2 separate regions of the Mus musculus genome follow, and region 1 is linked to region 2. Evidence: chromatin loops called from intact Hi-C (ENCODE). Cell type or tissue: heart. All regions are shown on one strand. Links, peaks and the distances in the headings refer to the core of each region. The heading gives the core; the rest is flanking DNA.

What was found. Peaks named below come from ENCODE experiments on the same cell type or tissue, not always from the same donor. Only the 100,000 strongest peaks of a DNase experiment are listed, where the experiment ranks them.
Region 1: it touches region 2 in a loop (3-fold over the local background); 5 of 42 quality-filtered maps call a loop at or near these places.

Annotation. Positions count from the first base shown.
Region 1 is chr3:145,704,435-145,707,347 of GRCm38, forward strand. No RefSeq gene overlaps it. Among named protein-coding and RNA genes, the nearest start is that of Ddah1, 53 kb to the right of the region's middle. In heart, for the core only: no CTCF peak of the experiment used is centred there; a DNase peak (open chromatin) is centred at 1,157; H3K27ac peaks cover 2,039 bases.
Region 2 is chr3:145,646,618-145,649,530 of GRCm38, forward strand. It overlaps Ccn1 (cellular communication network factor 1), which reads right to left. Exons shown (of 5, transcript NM_010516.2): 2 at 2,605-2,818; 3 at 1,916-2,260; 4 at 1,580-1,794; 5 at 354-1,351. The coding sequence ends at 1,049. Among named protein-coding and RNA genes, the nearest start is that of Ccn1, 1.9 kb to the right of the region's middle. In heart, for the core only: CTCF peaks have their summits at 1,606 and 2,786 (motif pointing right); DNase peaks (open chromatin) are centred at 924, 1,674 and 2,704; H3K4me3 peaks cover 1,852 bases; H3K27ac peaks cover 1,218 bases.

The DNA of each region.
Region 1 (2,913 bases), core at 145-2,644, 58 kb after region 2:
GTGAAAGTGTACTGCTGTGCACATTTGGAGGTCAGAGGGCAACTTTGTAGAACCAAGTCTTTCCACTTTTATGATGCCAGGCCCCTGTTTGCATTCTTTGAGCTAAGGTTTTGCTACATGGTTGCTCTCGAAAGCAAGGCGACCCTCCAGTCTCCATGTTACAGGAAAAAACAGAATGTATCCCTCTGTCGACATATAAGGAATCGAGTTGAGCAGGTCAATCAGCTGGCCTGCCCACCTTTCTAATTCCAACTCAGAAAGATATAACTTTTCCTTGTCCTTTTCTGCCTCTTTTGGATGCAGGCCAGAGCCTAAATAGGATCCAAAGAGAGCAAGGAACCCTAGTGCCGGCCCTATGGTTCTCACTCCACAAAATAGGAACTCTTGATCAATTGTGCAGGCTGTGACAAGGCATTAGGAGCAGAGAGCTCTGATGGGTGTAGTCTCTCTCATCTGGCTCCATCCTTCCCCAGAGACTCATGAAACCCTGGGGTATCTGCATCAAGTGACTGACTATGGAGGAAATGTAACCCTAAGCCCAGGGGTGCATCCCTGAAAGAGGGGTGTGACTCAGGAGCTGAGCCATCACTACACACTCCAAATAGACAACAGCATGATTGTGCGTGGAAGTGGGGCAGTGGGAAGTAGGGGTGAGGCTGGGAGAAACTGCTCACTCCAGGACTCACCATACCCCCTTTGTGCCTCCCCTCTGTGGTGAGCCTGTGTTCTGGGTCCCTGAGAGGACATCTCCAAAATGATGACAGGAGAAAAAAAAATGTGTCAAAGATGACAGATAGAAAAATGACATGAAGGTAGGCAGCCACTTTCTGGACCCATTAAACCTTCTGACCTTGGGATCAATGGCAGAACGGTGAGTATGCTCTGTCTGAAACAGTGAGGCTCACCTAGCCGTTTCCTGTAAGAACACGTCACCTCTAAAGATCCCTGGTAGATTACTGGGGGATGAAAATGAGGCAGAGATAGCTACTACTTCACACTGACTTCTGGAAGAGTCACTACAGAGTGTTTACAAAGATCCCACAGATGGCTAAAATTAGCTCATTCTGCACAGAATTATCTGCTGGTGACTCAAGAGAGTGACACAGGCAGGGCTAAGCTGTGAGCTCACCAGGAAGCTCATTCCCTAAAATTATTCTCTGGCAGCCAACGACCCTAGTGCACACCAGCGGGTGCATGATGGGCTATAAATAGTGACCCGTTATGCCATCACCAAGGAGCTGTGTCTTCATTGCTATTTCCTGCAGACCTAAGAACCTTCTGACTGGTTCTCTATTGTCTCTGATACAGAGTAGGGTGTGGGTTGTGTGTGTGTGTGTGTGTGTGTGTGTGCGTGCGCACACACACGCTCACTTGCTCACACACTCACATGCACATGCACACACAAGTAGGTACACATGCATCTCAGAGCATCATTTTAGTTGTATAATATGATAAGATAATCAGAGAATGAGCTAAACAATATGCTTGGTATCACCTGACAACCCAATGACACTCACCACTGAGTTTTGGGTCCTTCAAAGACTTCCACCCATGACCTTGGATTTTTTTTTTTTCCCTATAAGGTGGAAAACATATCCTGTCAGTTGACCTTGGGCAGGTGCTCAACTTGGAAATGTGTTTGGATACATAGGCAGAGGAGATGGTGTGGGTATACTCGCCATTAGAGTGTTTTTTTTCCATTTTTTAAAAATGGTTTTGTTTCTACCTAAGGGTAAGTTTTAGCCAGGTCCAGTGGCAACTGCTTATAATCCTGCACTTAGAAAGGGAAGGCAGGAAGGCCAAGGCTAACAAGACCCTGACTCATAAAGAGGAAAGACAGACACGTACAAGGCCAATTTGCAAGAACTAATATGTCCACTCTCTTCTCAAAGCTGCAATCTCAGTTGCCTCTTTCACATAATCAAACTTGAGTCTGTAGAGTCAGGCAAGTAAGCTATTTAACTCTTCAGTCCCATTAAGTAAAAAATGGTGCCCTCCTTTTCCAGATAGGCCTGTGGCCTGTAACATCTTCTTTCTTGGCGGCTGGCTTCCTTCCCTTTCCATCCCTACTGCGACTTCTCTGTAGTCTTTACCTCAGAACACCGCCACCCTTCCTGTGTGTGGAACGCATCGTGGTTCTGAATGACGCCTTTTCTCCACACGTGTCAGGTCTCTGGAGCCGATGGCACCCCCTGACTCTTGCGCCCACTTTCCTGCTCATGAAGAACTGTGCTGGTTTCTTCCATTCACAGAAGAAGTGTCAGGAAAAAAAATGGACACATTGCCGATTTTCTATTTTTGAAGCCCTGGAATTTTTCTTGTTGGGACACTGAGTGCTCCATGTCTAATTAGACCCTCCCCTCTTAGTCATGTTTGGCTTTATCAATAAATTACACAACTGATAATTAGGAACAGGAGCCCAGTGCGTGCGGCAAAGTGTGTAGGAAGAAGAACATTCAGAGAAATGTGGGGTTGGGATGGTGAGGTGAGAGAGGGGGCATCCAGGTCTAATGATGGGTCAGAAGTTGTTCATCTTTAAGCAAGAGCTTAAAGACTGAACTTTTACTCAGGGTAGGTCATTCTGCTATGTGGGCAGATGGGGTGGGGGGTGGGTGCTCAACAGAAAAACAGTTTTCATTTTTGTGCTTTTTTTTTTTCTGGTCTGTTTTATTTTAAAACCAGATCTTGTGTAGCCCAGGCTGGCCTTGAACTTCCTATACAAAGATCCTCCTCCTTCCACCTCCCCAGTGCTAAGATTACAAGCATATGCCCCCATTGCTTGGTCTATGCAGAGCTGGGGGTCTGAACCCAGGATTTCACGCATGCTGGGCACACATTTTAATAAGCAAGCCTTATCCCCAGCCCCTAACGCAGTCTTCTTTGCATGTGTCTTTAGGGAAGGAAGCAGACAGA
Region 2 (2,913 bases), core at 318-2,817:
GCACTTGTTCGGGGTAATGGGGTAACTCTTAGGCTTTCATTTCAATCCTTGTAAAAATAAATCATTGTTTTAGGTTAACAAATTCAATTTCTGCTTCCTTTTTCTGCTTCACAAATGCCCGTGTTCAGTACTTCGCCCTCCAAGCTGACAGCTTATATGCCACCATTGTTCCCTAAAGATTTGCAAGGGCAGCCACTTTCCTAACAGTTCACTGTCACCCAAGTAGGGCACCTAGAGTAGTTCTTGACACATAGTAGGTCCTCAGGGGAAAAAAATCCTGTTGGAATGATTGACAAGAACAGTTGTTCCTGATTGCCTGGATGGGTTCTAAAAATACCAAACAACATACATTCAGATATTAGGTAAATATTTCTTTATTAAATGATTAATTTTATAAATAAATTCTCTTCACTGATATAAAATTAAAATCATTTACAAATTATTCCAGTATTACATTTCCCCTCCCTCCCCAAAAGCTACACTTTGATAAATAAAAAAACATTCAATCTTAAAACACCTGGTTTCTGTTTGCAGTTTTAGAGTGCAGGTAGCTGCCCCAAGGACACTCACAGAGTGTCCCCCCTCCGCTCGGGAAGGAATGAGAGGCGCTTTCATTTACTTCTGTCAAAGGACAAGCAGGGCTTTCACTTGGCCCAACTAATCTTATTTTGTCTCTATTACAATTGTAGAACCAAGAAAGGGGGGGGGGGGTCTGGAGCAAAAAAATACACTTAGCAAATAATTTACAAACAGAAAACAGAACGTCATCCGTAAACATGCTCCAATATGGAGCAATAATGCCCGCTCCAGTACTATGAAGCGAAGTCTTCTCCAACTGCGGCTGCGCTGCTGTCCGTCCACATCAGCCCCTTGGCATTCTCCAACTGCGGCTGCGCTGCTGTCCGTCCACATCAGCCCCTTGGCAGTTTTGAAATACCCTAATGCTACTCAAGAATGAGCAAGGCACCATTCATCCTCCGCCCACCCACGTCTCCATGATGCTTGCGCTTCTCCTCTGTCCAGCCCACACTAGGAACCCTGGAGGCACTTAGTCCCTGAACTTGTGGATGTCATTGAATAGGCTGTACAGTCGGAACGATGCCTCGTTGGGATGCGGGCAGTTGTAGTTACATTTGCAGGACTGGATCATCATGACATTCTTGGAAAACATCTCTCCATCTTCGCATCGGAACCGCATCTTCACAGTTCTGGTCTGCAGAGGTGTGCAGCACCGGCCATCTACGCAGGAGCCGCAGTATTTGGGCCGGTATTTCTTGACACTGGAGCATCCTGCATAAGTAAATCTGACTGGTTCTGGGGATTTCTTGGTCTTGCTGCATTTCTTGCCCTTCTGGAAGAAAGAACAAAAGAAAGCCAAGAATGAGGATTGTTGTTTTTTTGTTTTTGTTTGTTTGTTTGTTTGGAGGTATGCTTTTAACCACTGTACATAGTGTTGGGCTTCATAAAGACAATTTCTTTTCAGATATATCATGGACTTTTCTTTTTTTCTTTTTTGAACAGAGGCTCATATCCCACCCACCTGTGGGGTCATCACGGTCAAGCCCTGAAAGAAACTTACTTTTAGGCTGCTGTACACTGGTTGTCCACAAGGACGCACTTCACAGATCCGGGTCTCTTTCACCAGGCGGCACTCTGGGTTGTCATTGGTAACTCGTGTGGAGATGCCAGTTCCGCAGCTCTTGGAGCACTGGGACCAAGACGTGGTCTGAACGATGCATTTCTGGCCATGGGCGTGCAGAGGGTTGAAAAGAACTCGCGGTTCGGTGCCAAAGACTAGAAAGATAAAGGAAATGGAAGGCTTCTTAGATGCTTGCATACACACACTGGTTTCTACAAAGTTGCAGACCAAGAAAGCATTTCTGCACAGTGTCTTAAGGACTCTATATCCACTTACCAGGAAGCCTCTTCAGTGAGCTGCCTTTTCCAATTGCGATTAACTCATTGTTTCTCGTTAACTCCACCTCCGAGGCATCGAGTCCGAGGAGGTCATCCTGGTCGTCCAGGGAGTCCTTAATGCTGTCTTCATCACAAACCCACTCTTCACAGCACTGCCCGCTGACTTTCACCAGCCGGGGGTTGGGACAGCCCAGATTGGGGAGAGACAGTTCTTGGGGACACAGAGGAATGCAGCCCACGGCGCCATCAATACATGTGCACTGGTGTTTACAGTTGGGCTGGAAGCTTTCCCCGTTTTGGTAGATTCTGGAGTTATATTCACAGGGTCTGCCTTCTGACTGAGCTGCAAAGACGACCAAAAGAGAGAGAGGAGAAGGTTAAGATTCGCCGCCACAGGCTGAAACTCATACATATTTTCCGCTGTTCAATTCAATGTATGGTAAAGTTCCCTACAGTTCCCCCGAGACTCCAGAGCTGAACAATAAGTTAGTCAGGAATCACTTTTCCGTATGCGCTTTTCGTTGGGCCCAGACACTCTGAATTGCATTCCAGACTGCTGAAATCATGTGCCTTTCTGCCAAGCTACCATCAACAAAGCGTCCACCATACATGGTCTCAAAATTACTAAACTTCTGGACTATGGGGACTATTATTTTTTTTAAAGGGGCCAAACCACAAGCCTCTTACCTCTGCAGATCCCTTTCAGAGCGGTGGAGCTGGCGCCGAAATTGCATTCCAACCCCTTGGTGTGGTCGCAGGGCTGAGTTTTGCTGCAGTCCTCGTTGAGTTGTTTAGCGCAGACCTTACAGCAGCCGCAGCCGTCCCGGACCAACCCGACTCCCGGGGCGCACTTGGGTGCCTCCAGAGGGCAGTGGCAGGCGGCGGGGCAGGTGGAGAGCGCCTGCAAGAGGGAGAAGCGCGTGAGATTGCTTTGCATTGCTCGGGGAGGCACGTAAACTGCCCTGAGCCTAGGTCTGGCTGTGGGGCTCCGTCCAC